Regions from separate parts of the Homo sapiens genome. Here region 1 is linked to region 2. A link is a contact called in ENCODE Hi-C or POLR2A ChIA-PET data. All regions are on one chromosome and are shown on one strand. The core of a region is the stretch at or near the end of the contact, and the rest is flanking DNA. Distances in the headings are between cores, read along the strand shown. Region 1 overlaps DLGAP1 (DLG associated protein 1). Region 2 overlaps MYL12B (myosin light chain 12B).

Region 1 (6,878 bases), core at 1,307-3,806, 220 kb after region 2:
ATCCCCCCCTCCCCAAGAAAATGCCCAACACCTTTATACCAAAGTTAAACAAAATAAGTAATTTTTCAGGGTACATACATTTTCCATTACGAACTAAAAAACATTTCTACAAATTACATCAAAAAGAACAATGTAACAAAGGTTATGCTCATGAATGTCAGTTTCAGGGGTCAAGCAGCATTGTGTGGGGTCATGTTCTAACACCAATAATTAGCTTTTTATAAAGTGTTTGTACAATTTAAATTGTATTTTCAAGGAAGGCAAAGATCATGATGCCCTGTAGGCCTTGAGCTAAAAGATTTAAAATTCTTACCAAAAATAGCTTATGAATATACAAATGCCGTTCACTTAGACAAGATAAATAGGCCTTCTCTTGTCTCTCTTTAAAATATCATGGGCTAAATTAGTTTCCAAAGAAAATATTGTAGGATGATCTTGAGTCGTATTAGAAATCTATTTCTTAATCCAAATCTCAACTCTACCTCAGGGCACGGAGCTGTAATTGTGAGCATGGGTCTTGGGATGAACGCTGCTTCTTTCATATTAATCTGTGAGTTCCAAGTCATTCTCAGTATTGAATGTGACCATAGGCTACCCAAGTGGCAGTTGGCCCTACTCGATGCAAGCTTTGTGTGACTTTTAATTGCTGCTACAAGGTAAAGAAAAGGTGTATTCTTTTTAAAACTAGCAAATACTTGAAGCTCAAAATCTCTGTATGCTCCAATTTCACAAAGCACTTTGAGTGCTTTGTTCACCCTAGTTAAAAGTTGGTTCGTTGGTTTCAAAATAAGTGAGTAGCCCTTTTCTTGTAAACCACAGCAGTAAACATTTGTGCCCTGTTTATAAAGGTAGCTCAAAGCATCGATGGCTCTGAGAGGTAGCGAATTCTCTAGTGGTTTTAGAATATGTCCGTGAAAATATCTGTTGCTAGAACCCATCACCTCTCTTAATTTCATAAGTAAAATTAAATTAGCACCTGGCTATGAGAGTGTATTATTTTAAAAAGCTTCTCTGGTGCAAGCATGTTTGATGTATGTTTTTAAAAGTCTTTCGTTTTTAATTTCTAATGCTTTAGGATGTTAGCTGGACATAAAATGCCATTGATACTTAAGATTGCCACATCCTAAGTGTTTAAACTGTGACGAGTAAGGGCATTTAAAGACAACTTCAGCTAGACACCGATGCATACTGCCCATCAATCAAGACTAAAAATCTAAATCAACACTCTCTGCCAAAAGCCTTGACTTCTTTCAGTGTTTATGAATCATGACTCCCCCCACCTCTTCATGGCTGTTGACCCTGGCAGGTCGAGTTTCTTCTCTCACTACCTGGAACCTCAAGATGACAGCGGCAGCTCTTTTGAATGAGGCAGCATGTCTATTGGGGCAAAAATTTATTTTAGCCATTTGACACAGGACAGAATCCTATGCTAGGTATTACTGGACTCTGCAGTAGTGAGAGGAGATGAAAGGAGAAAATATATCTGAAATACGAACTACTTGGGTTAAAATAGACGGATGTGTAGCATTCAAAGGGATGGTAGGAAAACCCAAACTCTTCTCCAAAAACAGCCTTGCTGCCATTTACAGCGCTTTATAAGCAGATATGTACTTATATATGTGGAATCAGGTAGGCCCACCTGGATGGACACTTAACAAATTAATAGAACCAACACTTTCCCTTTAAAAACAGCCGCCACGACAACAATATAAATATACACAGTACAATAAGAGTTGAGAAAACATTTCAGGTCTAGATTTTCTTAATAATAGAACAAAAAAATCCCTTATGTAGTATACTAAACCATCAGTGCCTCCTTTGCCTTGCTTCATGTTATTGCCTTTCAGAATAGATTAATTTCCCTGAAAGATCGAATTTACAATCTTCTGCTGATTGAGACATTTGAAGCTGTGATTGATGAAGTAACAGTGAGGCAGTTTGTGCAGCTGTGAGTGTGCAGGTGCCCCCAGCACCTGCAGATTTCGCTTCTCCCATCCTTGCTACACATCCAGGTCCCCCACCCCCAGGCCAGGCTTGGTCCCCTCTCTCTGTGTCCCTCATGGATTCCAGTGAGATGGTGTGATTTCTGAGGTTGGGAATAAAGTGCTCCATCTGCTTTTTTAAAAGAATAACCATTTAGGGGAAATAAAGGGAATCGGAGGCCTAGTTTCTTTCACGTGGAAGACGGTAAGTCCCAAAGGATCACCCTGTGATACTGGATTTCTGAAATACCCTATGGTTTTATATTGCTGAACAGACTAGCTCGAGAGAACTGAGGACGGCGGGTGACCTAAAGGCATCACTTCTACACAGGTGGGTTTGGCTTTGCCCAGAAAATAAAGGGTTGGATCTCAGTATGAGGCAGGGCGACGGCATCAGGACAGGGGGCGAAGCTCGGTGAAGAAGGAGATGGGCAAACGGGTACGGGAAGTGGGGGGCTGAGGGGGGCCCGGGGGGCGGCTCCTGCGAGGTGGACAACTACACCGCGACAGTGGAAGTCACCGAGCTCGGGAGCGGACGGGCTCGGAGGGGGAGAGGCAGCCGGCAGAGGAGCGGCCGGGGGAGGAGGGGACAGATGCTTGGCGGCGGCGGCCGGGCTGCGGGGCGCTCAGAGCCGGGTCTGCGCCTCGGGGATGTAGATCTCGATGCTCTCGGCGCTCTCGGTGGCCGAGTTCTGGCGGACGGACGCGGCGCGCTTGGCGGCCATCAGGCGCTTGCGGGCCTCCTGGCGCTGCGAGCTCTCCAGCGAGCGCTCCCGGATCAGCGGCGCGGGGCCCTTCGCCGGCTTCTTTGGCACTGGAGGAGGGGCCCTTCTCTCCTGATCAAAGCAGAAGGTTCAGGACATTACACAGCTTCTCAGGACAAGCTTGGGAAAAACTGGGATAGGTCAGTAGTTAGAACACACAGTTTTTTACCTAGGGGTGGTTAGTTCTGATCTGCACACTGCATATCTACTTTTTTCTTCATTATTCTGGCTTGGGCATTCAAAAGATGCAGAAAAAAAAAAATCCCGGTAAGCTTAAGGCCCAGGGTAAGGCTGGGTTGCAGAACTAGGTCTCTCCAAGGGAAGGAAGTGGGTATTTTAAAGGCCCCCTGCGGAAAGCCTGCGGCTCCCAGCACATTGAGTGCGGTTCTCTCTGGAGACTCCAGACTCCTCCTGGTGCCAGAGATGGGCCAGGAAGCAGCGGCTGCAGCAGCATCTTAGAACCCCTGCATCCCCTCTAAGGATGCAAGTCACCGGGTGCAAGCTTGGTTCAGAGCTTAAAAACATCTCCGCTCTGTCCCCGGCCCGCCCACCGTCCCCTTCCCACCAAACCTAAATAAACAGAGGAGGAAGAAGAGATATCAGATTGTGTTCTTTAGCTTTGTTGGTGCTACACCAGGTTAGACCCTTTTGCACACCACACACGAACACACAAGCAATATACAATATACAGGGTCACGGGAGAGGGAGGCCATTGATATTTCCTACACTCGAGAGTTAATTAAGTCAGTTCCAAGGTGACTCTGACTAGGGGCCTCGGGATAACTGTGGTGGCCCAGGAAGCAATTCCAATCACAGGGGCAGAAACTGTGCCATGAAAAGTTGACACAGGATGAAAGAGGTCATTCCTCTTATCAGCAGCAAACTATGAAATGGGCGGATATTTTCAATGCCACTGCAAAAACAAAAGACAGTCATCTCTTTGGCATTAAAAAAAATGCAGCAGGAAAGAATGGCGTCTAGACCACAAAGGATTTTTAGGCAAAGAAGGTTGAAGTTGTAGACTGTGAAAGGGTGCACATAAAACTGATGTTTTCATTTTAAATAAAATACCCTCCATTCTCATAAAATGAAGCGTGAACATTATCTTAAAATATAGTTTCGGTGATTCTCCAAAGAGTACTCTTTGTATCTTAACACCAATGCTCAGCACAGCAATTCCTCCCTGCTTGCCAGAGCAAGTGCCTAGTTCAACTTCTCACCCTGGAGCTACCCCACCGGCTGTCTAAGGTGGAGTCTGTGTGGCTTAAAAGAGAAAAAAGGAGAGCCTGGAGTGCAAACTATATTCTCCCAACTCTGATTGTGCTTGTTCATTTTTCTCCTCAGGTTCATGGGGTGATGAAAAGCTCTGATCACAGGCAAAGTCCATTAAAAACCGTAAAAATCAAGCTAACTAATGATTTACTATGTAAATATCAATAGGTTACATATATCAATTCTTAGCATCTCTTCTTTTAGACATTTTAAATCTTCATTGTGGAATAACTCAGTGGATATTTTTAGAAATATGAATATTGGATATTTTTTAGTCATTTTCCTTTCCTTATACATTTGGATTTTTTAAACAATGATTACTATTATTATTATTATTGAGACAAGCTCTCGCTCTGTCACCCAGGCTGGAGTGCAGTGGCGCAACCACGGCTCACTGCAGACTCAAACTCTCCGAGTTCAAGCAATCCTCCCACCTCAGCCTCCCAAGTAGCTGGCACTACAAGTGTGTACCACCACGCCCAGCTAATTTTTGTACTTTTTGTAGAGACGGCGTTTCACCATATTGTTGCCCAGGCTGGTTTTGAACTCCTGGACTCAAGTGATCCACCCGCCTCAGCCTCCCAAAGTGCTGGGATTACAGACATGAGCCACCATGCCCAGCCAACAATGATTATTTAAAAAAAAAAAAAAAAAATTAGATGCATCAGCTCTGGAAACTAAATTACCAGTATGTGTGCATTTGTAGTGTTTTCTTAAAATAAGACTGATTTAAAGCTTATCTAGCAGATAGTTTTAAACACAGATTAAAGAAAACTAGATTGGGTACAAATGTTTGGCTTCCCAAGTGAGAGGCCACATGTACATCAACAGTACTTTCCAACTTAACACTACGACCCCCATTTTGATGGTGACAGAATTGGAAACGGGGGACAGTGATGAGAGCATCACCCTCCTGTCACTTACAGATGGTCCCTTGGGACTGGATTTTTCCTGGGAGACCATTGACCCCAAGAACCCTGAAAACATGATATGCGGTAGCAGAATGGATTAGATTGCTGTTAGCTTTCTGGTAGGTGAGGGGACCTGAAAAGAACAGGGCCACCAGCATTTCAAGGGAACAGCCATTCCAATTTTCAGAGGTTGATTCTCTTGGAATTATTTGACCTGAGGCCATAGGAAAGCAAAGGGTTAAAAAAGTCACGTTTGACATGCCAGCCTGGGGAGCTGGACATTGGATACCCGTGTGAGCCTCGTGGAACACCATAATCAAATGTGAAAATTAGAGTTGATTAATTAAAGTAAAAGAATTTAAGTCTTTATTTCTAAACTGATGCATGAGGACCCCAGTGAGCAATATTCCCCAAGGCAAATCAACCAAAAGCAAAACTGTTTTGAAAAAAAAAAAAAAAAAAAACCCAACATTTATGTAATTACTGTGAAACTTTATGGTATATATTTTTAGACTTGAACAACAGTAATTTCTTTATTACTATATTTATGAAATGATTATCAAAGTCAGTTATTTTTCAGGGCATCCTATTTTTCTTGAAAACACATCCTAGGGGTGTAAGGAAGTTGAACTCTTGTTCTATGGATTCATGCACTGAAGATGTCATTTATTTTAGTTTAAAAAGCAAAATGGAGGCAGTTCCTTCCAGTGACTAAAATGGTTTAACTTAAAGTTTAATTAACAAAAAAAGCCACATTCCCATTTTCCAATTCACAAAGACAGGTTTTTCTTTAAAAATATGCCTGAAACATATTACAGATAATATCCCAAATGATTACTATGTAAACATTGTCATTACAATGAAATTAATATGATATCAGCTCCATTTCACATTGTAAACAGCAGGACTGAATGCAGAAGCCTATTTAGACTGTCCAGTGTTTGTGCAGGTTTTTAAATGAACCATACAAAATCTACATTGTTCTACCTTCTTGTCAAGAGGATCCATCTGTTTCCAATTATTGGCCTTTAACTGATGAAGTTCATCAAATTTCATACTAATATTTTCTATGGACAACTGCAGCATGTCCCAAAACCCCGCCAAATCCTGGGAGGTGGGTCTTGGATGAGCATTAGGATTCTGCACAAGAGAAAGAAAAACATTCATGCTTTAGAAGCAATTCTTGACAAGCACAGGGCCAAAAAGGCATTTTCAAATATTTCAAACAACATAAGGAGGACTAGTTCCTTTTGGTTTTCCGACACGAGGTAAAAGTGAGGTTACAAATGTTAATTTTATACACTCATCCGTTTGAGTCAGTGATTCTCAAATGTCAAGGTTGTAAAACTCTTCTGTTGTGATACCACATCTATCAATTCAATATGGTATGGGGGAAGGGTCTAAACATATGAAAAATTCCAGAATGTGTGATCTACTACAGGACGTATTTTAAAACACCATATTCAAATGAAAATGACATTTCTGAAAAAAAAAATACAGTGTATTATTATTAGAGTTTGTATTCCACTACATGCCATACAATTTATTCAGAGAACAGATAAGGAATCTAAAATAAGATTAGTTTAAATATTCATGTTAAGTAAAACACAAATGATTAGTAATAAAATATTGGATGTTCCAAGCACTATGTGTTTAATAATTAAGATGTTTACTAATATAGGAAGTAATTTTATCATAGGAAGTAATTTTATCATATGACTGCTTTGACAAAATCATTTGAAAATTCATTCATTTTAAATTGACCATAAAATAATATAGCAAATGTGAGAACACATTATCTCTACATACATCTCTACATCTATATGTCTGTAATGACCCATTTGCTAAGTGATAGTAAACATTCTTCAGTGTTTCAGGATTGACTTTCTTTGCCCCATCCACATATCCCTGATACCAGAACATATAAACCTGAATTTATATGCCCTAAG
Region 2 (7,143 bases), core at 2,920-5,419:
AACGGATTTTAAAAATGTGGTACTTATGTACAATGGAATACTGTTCGACCATAAAAAATGAGATCCTGTCATTGCAGCAACATGGATGGAATGGAAGACATTATGTTAAGTGAAATAAGCCAGGCACAGAAAGACAAACTTCACATGTTCTCACACACTTGTGGGAGCTAAAAGTTAAAATAATTGAACTCATGGAGATGGAAAGTAGAAGGATGGTTATCAGAGACTGGGAAGGGCAGGGAGAAGAGTGGGAACTGTTAATAGATACAAAAGTATAGATAGAATGAATAAGATCTAGTATTGGATAGAATAACAAGGTGACTGCAGTCAGCAGTAATTTGTTGTACATTTTAAAATAACTCAGTATAGTTGGAATGTTGGTAACACAAAGAAATGATAAATGCTTGAAGGGATGGCTATGCCATTTACCTTGATGTGATTATTTTGCATTATATGCCTGTATCAAAGTATCTCATGTACCCCATAAATATATACACCTCTTGTGTACCCAAAGCAATTTAAATAAATATGAATTTTTAAAAGATACGTATTTACCTTTCAAATCAACAGATTACATTGGATGTCTTGAGCGGGTCCATAAGTGCTTAGCCTAAACCAATTCATTTTAAATCCCTGTAACTTTTTGTACCCTAGCGTTCTCTTCACACCTTTTGGTTACAGTTTTTCTTCCCCCCAAAAAATGCTGCAAGTGAGTTGGGTTAAATCTGGAGGTAGAAAAGTAGATCTTTTTAGCTACTTTAACTTATTCAGTGAATCTTGAGTTTAATTTTGGGCTAATTTTGATATTGGAACATTGAGTAAGTGTAATCAGGTAGGACTGCAATGCAGTGAAATAGATGCCAACATGATGTTTACATTTCACCCAAATTCCCAGAATTAAAACTTACATATGAACTATAATGGTAGCTTTGATTGTCATTCTAGCTTTGACTTAGTTGGGTATAATTTTGAGATGGTTCCTTAGATATGAATATCTGACTAATAGATGTTCTTTTCATGTAAAATCATATAAACTTAATGTTGGAAGATACCTTTGAGATACCAACTTTAACCAGTCAATGTTAGACTTTTTTAAAAAAAGAAGTAAATTCTACATAAGGCAGCACTGAACGAAGGATCTGGAATACTGGGTTTGAATGCCAGTTCTGCCACTTCCTCCTATATCACACAACCAGTGGTAGAACTGGGATTCAAACCCAGTATTCCAGATCCTTGGTTCAGTGCTGCTTTTCCCACACCACGGGGCCTCAAAAACACTCCCACCATGTCTGGCCATTCCAGGGAGATTTCTTTCAGCTCCTAGGGAAAGGTCAGGGGAGTTCCCTCACCACTGCACTAAAAGAAGTGTTCACACTTGGAATGGAGATTAAGATTTCCCATTACAAACAATACCAAAGAAGACCACAGTTCAATGACATGTGTAAACAGTGTTTGAAGATATCTAACATTGTTCAAAATAAGCTGCCAATTCAAAACCATGCTAATAGTTTAAACTTAAATGGCCAACTTATAAATACAACTTTGAAGCATATCAACTTATGGGCATCTGTACCACAACTGGAAGTGTGAATATTTAGATTTTTTTGTATGACTGGTATTGAACTGACTCCCCGATGGACCATTGATGTTATCAACATTCAGGATGTAGGCCGGGCGCGGTGATGCACGCCTGCAATCCCATCACTTTGGGAGGCCAAGGCAGGTGGATCACTTGAGCTCAGGAGTTCAAGACCAGCCTGGGCAACATAGTGAAACCCAGTCTTTACAAAAAACAAAAAATTAGCAGGGCATGGTGGCACATGCCTATAGTCCAAAAAAAAAAAAAAAAAAAAATTAAGATGTAATAATGTGGCACTGCCTGGCTTCAGGTTTTTGTTTTGTTTTTAATGAAAAATAATGAACAGAAAGTTCACATAAACGAATAAATAACCTTCAATATAAGCCTGGAATACATTTTTATAATGATGTATCCAATATTTTTTAAGTTGTCAAAAATAATCTTTTTAAAATGTTCTTAAAGTTAATTGAAAAATTAGTTTCAAATGATGTACATTTTAAAAATATGTTGGGGAGCATAATAATAGTGAAATAACTATTGAAATTAAATGTTTTTGTCTTTAAATGTTAAAATGTGTATTCTTACAGGGAAGAATCCCACTGATGCATACCTTGATGCCATGATGAATGAGGCCCCAGGGCCCATCAATTTCACCATGTTCCTGACCATGTTTGGTGAGAAGTTAAATGGCACAGATCCTGAAGATGTCATCAGAAACGCCTTTGCTTGCTTTGATGAAGAAGCAACAGGTGAGTGCTATTTGTTTATGCCCAGCCTCATTCCACACTATATAAAGTACTTCTGTGAAATAGAAGGGGTTTTCTTTTTTTACCTTTAGAAAATATTTGCTTAAGAATAATTTTGTAAGCATATGATCTGTTTCTGAGCTTTTAAATGATTTGATCTAATATTAACACAGAACTCTAAGAATAATTGGAAAACATAATGATATAGTTCATATAGCCTTAGTTCACTAACTTACTTTGTTTATAGATATGGATATTCTGAAATATTTTATACGATTGACAAGCTTTAGGAATGAACCATCAAAGTGCCAGGAAGTATTGATGACTGCTTTCTTCTTTCTATTGTCTTCCAGGCACCATTCAGGAAGATTACCTAAGAGAGCTGCTGACAACCATGGGGGATCGGTTTACAGATGAGGAAGTGGATGAGCTGTACAGAGAAGCACCTATTGACAAAAAGGGGAATTTCAATTACATCGAGTTCACACGCATCCTGAAACATGGAGCCAAAGACAAAGATGACTGAAAGAACTTTAGCTAAAATCTTCCAGTTACATTGTCTTACTCTCTTTTACTTCTCAGACACTTCCCCCACCCTCATAGAACCTGTTGCATGCAACTTAGTTTCACAGCTTTGCCTCTTCTTTTTGATGTATTTATTCCAGACCTTTCTGCCACTTAGCACTTGTATAATCAGACTGGAAATGGGGATGAGGGTGTAAATTGTATTGAAAAAGATCGCGAATAAAAATCAACAAATGTGAAAGCCCAGAAAAATATATTCGTATTTCTGGTTTTGCTGGATTTTTACATTTTTATATAATAAAAATGTTATTTTGAAATAAAGATTATGCTGACTCAAATGCAATGTAATGGCAAGTTAAACAAATGATTGATAGGTGGGGGTAGTCCTTTTTTCAGGTTTTCAACTTCATATGATTCAGGTTTTATGGTAAAATTGATTTTTCACATATATGGGACAGTGTTCTTCAGAACTTTTAAGTACCCTTTAACATTATTATGCAGTAAAAACTAGTTATGCCATTGTTTTTCACGCTTCTAGTCAGATGTTTATTAAATGATAAATATAGAATGTATCTGGGAAAACATTAAACATTGCGTTCATCTAAGATTCTGAGAAGAGGCAAAATTCCGAAGATTAGTTATTGTACATTTACTATATGTGGAGCGTTGTGCCTACACAATTTTTCTTGAATCTTCCCAACAACCTTGTGGGATTTTTATTAGCCCTGTATTTCAAGTGGGAGGACCTAGCATACTTGAGCAGTTGATTAGGGTAACTATTAGGACATGAGTTGGAATTCCAACCTAGGGCACCTAACTTCAGAGCTCACAGTGCTGGAACCACGATACTGTCTCTGAAAAGCCCCAAATGTCTAAAAGAGTCAAGACATTTCTGTTCTATTATGATACAATTCTGTGGTCATTATTGAAATTTAAAATAATCTTGGGGTAATTGATGATTGGAACAGAATTTCAGAAAATTCTATTCCAGGTTAAAATAAACAATACTATTGTGTGTTTGAAGGCACTTCATGTAATATATAGACTAGAAAAGAGCCGAAAGACAAGGTTGCTGTGAGCTCAGAATCCTCAAGGCCAAGCAATACGAGAATAAAGAGAACAATCTAAAAAAGGAAAAAATCCGTTTTAAAAAATTACCCAACGTTGTTCAATACCGATTTCCCCTCTTAAAAGTATTGTGATGGTATTTTGTCTGCTTAACACCAAAGCATTTATATGTTGTTTAATATTGGTGCTTTACAACTTGGGGCAGTAGGCTGGTCTGTATTCACTTGCTAACAATTTGCCTGGGCTTCCTTTTATCATTAGAATGAGGGAGCAGCTCATATGAACTGTCACATTTATCACCCAATCCTCTTAGTCTCTGAGGTATCAGTTCTACTTTTTATTAATAGACCTGAAGTTTAGACTGAAGCTCCTGCCCAAGATCTAACAAATATAAGAATCTACATCTGGCTCTTTTTTCCACTTAGAAGCTTAAACTCACCACAATGTGTCACAAAACCAGGTGGAGAATTGTGTGTTTCACAGGAAACAGAAAAATACGGTGGGATAATCTTGATGATTATTGAACCATTGTCAACCACCTGTTATGTACCCTACACTGTTGTAAGGGTTGGGGATAACTGGGGGGTGGGACAGACAAGGATGCTGCCCTCGTGGGACTGCATTCTCTGCTGGCAGACAATCCATGTGCAATTTCAGGTTAAGTGCTGTGCAGAGAACTGGGCATGCATGACAGGGTGGTCAGGAAAGGCCTCTGGGTGGTAAGCTGAGATCTGAATGACAGGAAGGAGGTCCGGACCCATGTGAGGATCAGGGCGAGGCTGTCGTGTGGTAGGAGCATCGGGAGAGCACATGGATGATACGGGTCCAGGGAGGGTATTTGGAGCAGAGTCCTAATGTGAAATGCAGGGAAGAAAGGTGATTTATATTTTTAAAATCAGTGTTGGTGCTGTGTCTTGAATGGAGGGGCACGAAGAGAAGCAAGAAGGCCGGTATGGAGGCTGTTGCCGTCGTCCAGGCAAGAGGGGGCAGCATGGACTCAGGTCCAGGGGAGATAGCTATAAAACGCCTCTCCGGGTCCTATCTGTTTCCTCCCCTCCAGCTCAGCCTTGTTTCCATCTCTGGCATAATCGTAACTGTGCTTATTTTATTGATCTGCTTAAAGCCAGATTTGAAAAATTGAGAGAAAAGTTTTGAAGATTAAAAACAAAAAAACTTAGTTGTTTCTCGACTGCCTTACGTTTACCTGACACACTGTTCTGTTTCATCTGTATTATTTGTGAAGAGTGTTGTGGAATCCAGTAGTGGAAGACACCTGGGCCAAGACTTTGTTTCTTTTTGGTGTCCAGTAAATATTATTAATGATGACGATGAAAACTTTGTCTACTTAATATCTCCTTTTGAGAACCACATAGTGACAATCTCCTAAGTTGATGGTTGATTCTGTGGCCACTGCAGTGAGTGTGTGTGTGTGGTCACATAGTGAAAATGCACTGAGTATTCACTATGTACGAAGCACGTTACACAACTGCCCTTTGAGGTAGGTCTTTTTGGGTTTTTTTTGTTTTTTTTTTTTGAGACAGAGTCACTCAGGCTGAAGTACAGTGGCACAGTCTTGGCTCACTGCAACCTCCACTTGCAGGTTCAATCAAGCGATTCTCGTGCCTCGGCCTCCCAAGTAGTTGGAATTACAGGTGTGCACCACCACACCTGGCTAATTTTCGTATTTTTAGTAGAGATGGGGTTTCACTATGTTGGCCAAGCTGGACTCAAACTCCTGGCCTCAAGTGATCCGCCCGCCTCAGCCTCCCAAAGTGCTGGGATTACAGGCATGAGCCACCGCGGCCGGCCTGAGGTAGGTATTGTTATCCCTGTTCTACAAATGAAATGTCAGGGGGCAAGGAAGTAACTTCCCAAAGTTACACAGGGAATAAGCAGTGGGGCAGTCACCTGAGCGCAGGCAGTTGTGCTCCTCCCAAGAAAGTGATTATGGAAACACCGTCGATAGTTTCTTATGGTCATGAGCCAGTTTTACAAGCGTTTGTGAATTGTGCTTGATCCTCAGAACGCTAGGAAGTGGATAAAGTAGGAATTGTCATCCCATTTCACAGATGAGATTACTGAAGTTACCTGACCTGCTCAACTTTGTATAACTAAAGAAGCTAGAGAAATGTCGAGCTTCTAACCTTTTTGACCGAGATGGGTGCTTCTCATTAAACCTATAATTTCCTAATTACATAATTAGTACCTGTAGCCTGATCAGAATGTCTCACAATGTATATATTTAATACTGTCTATCCTACGAGCAGCAATTATACTGATTTGCATCTCAAAATTGATATGTGTTAAAATATAAGAAACAGAAATATAAAATAAATTTATATTTCTTAAATTATAAGAAACACAGTTTTTGAAATAGAAACATAAACTACTGAAAAATCGGGTATAAAAAGATCCCTTAGAAACATCATCTGGGAAATCTGAATGAGGATGTAAAGATTTATCACATACTAAAATTTCAAGAAAAGGTTTCTTGTATAGAAAAATGATGAAGATGATGGATTGCACATATCACACAGTCTCTTAAGTGGATCTTTTTTTTTTAGAATGGTTGTCATAGGCAATTTTAGAGACAATAACTAGAAGTGTCACTAGGTGGCACTATTGTTCTTAATATAGTACTGTCTTAACCCATTCCCTAATGAATTTGAGATAAAGCAGCCAAATCATGAGTATCTAGACAGCATTATTGTCAGTAATGCTGTGACTTTCTCAAAGTTGTTTCTTAAATAATTGATGAAAAGTCTTACAATTAAATTCATACTATTTCATGAGCCCCAAATGTAGGGAATAATCTCTAGGACTCCTTTTTACAAATATCAATGGCAAATTCCCTTCCCCTTCTCCACCCCTTTTGCCTTTTCCTTCCCCTTCCCCTCCCCTCTTTTTTCCTTCCTTCCTTCCTTCCTTCCTTCCTTCCTTCCTTCCTTCCTCCTTCCTTCATTAATTTACAAGTATTTATTGAGTGCTTGGAAAGTGCCAGAATCTCAGCTTGGCTCCAGTGGCTTTTACACCGAAATAATGACCTTTGTTGAACATGAGATCATAGGCTTTGCACTGAAAAGACCAGACTTCCTCCACTTACTGACTTGAACAAGTCGTTCTTGTTACCATCACTTCAATTTTAGAGATGAGAAGGCTAAAGCACAGAGCTAGTGGTTATGTATGAAAATACTCTGTAAAATTATGCTTTATATAGGAATGCTA

The links. A loop is a pair of places that touch in the nucleus more often than their neighbours do. ChIA-PET counts read pairs that join two places held with the same protein, here RNA polymerase II (POLR2A). Pooled maps may share reads with other maps.
Region 1: a map of Panc1 shows a loop between it and region 2 (5-fold over the local background). The contact joins two enhancer-like sites. A Hi-C loop is called at or near these places in 3 of 168 maps with a recorded cell type or tissue (CD14-positive monocyte, Panc1 and aorta) and 6 of 50 pooled maps. POLR2A ChIA-PET finds 5 or more read pairs at or near these places in 6 of 52 experiments (A673, HEK293, OCI-LY7 and 2 more).

What each region holds. Positions count from the first base shown.
Region 1 is chr18:3,496,577-3,503,454 of GRCh38, forward strand. It overlaps DLGAP1 (DLG associated protein 1), which reads right to left. Exons shown (of 13, transcript NM_004746.4): 12 at 5,917-6,069; 13 at 1-2,818. The coding sequence ends at 2,609. Among named protein-coding and RNA genes, the nearest start is that of GAPLINC, 34 kb to the left of the region's middle. Within about 2 kb of position 2,557, at least 3 of the 41 ENCODE cell types and tissues checked have a DNase peak (open chromatin) inside an H3K27ac peak, as active enhancers do; they include OCI-LY7, where a contact is called at or near this core.
Region 2 is chr18:3,275,087-3,282,229 of GRCh38, forward strand. MYL12B (myosin light chain 12B) reads left to right here. Exons shown (of 4, transcript NM_033546.4): 3 at 2,167-2,328; 4 at 2,679-3,375. The coding sequence ends at 2,851. Among named protein-coding and RNA genes, the nearest start is that of MYL12-AS1, 16 kb to the left of the region's middle. Within about 2 kb of position 4,170, at least 4 of the 41 ENCODE cell types and tissues checked have a DNase peak (open chromatin) inside an H3K27ac peak, as active enhancers do; they include OCI-LY7, where a contact is called at or near this core.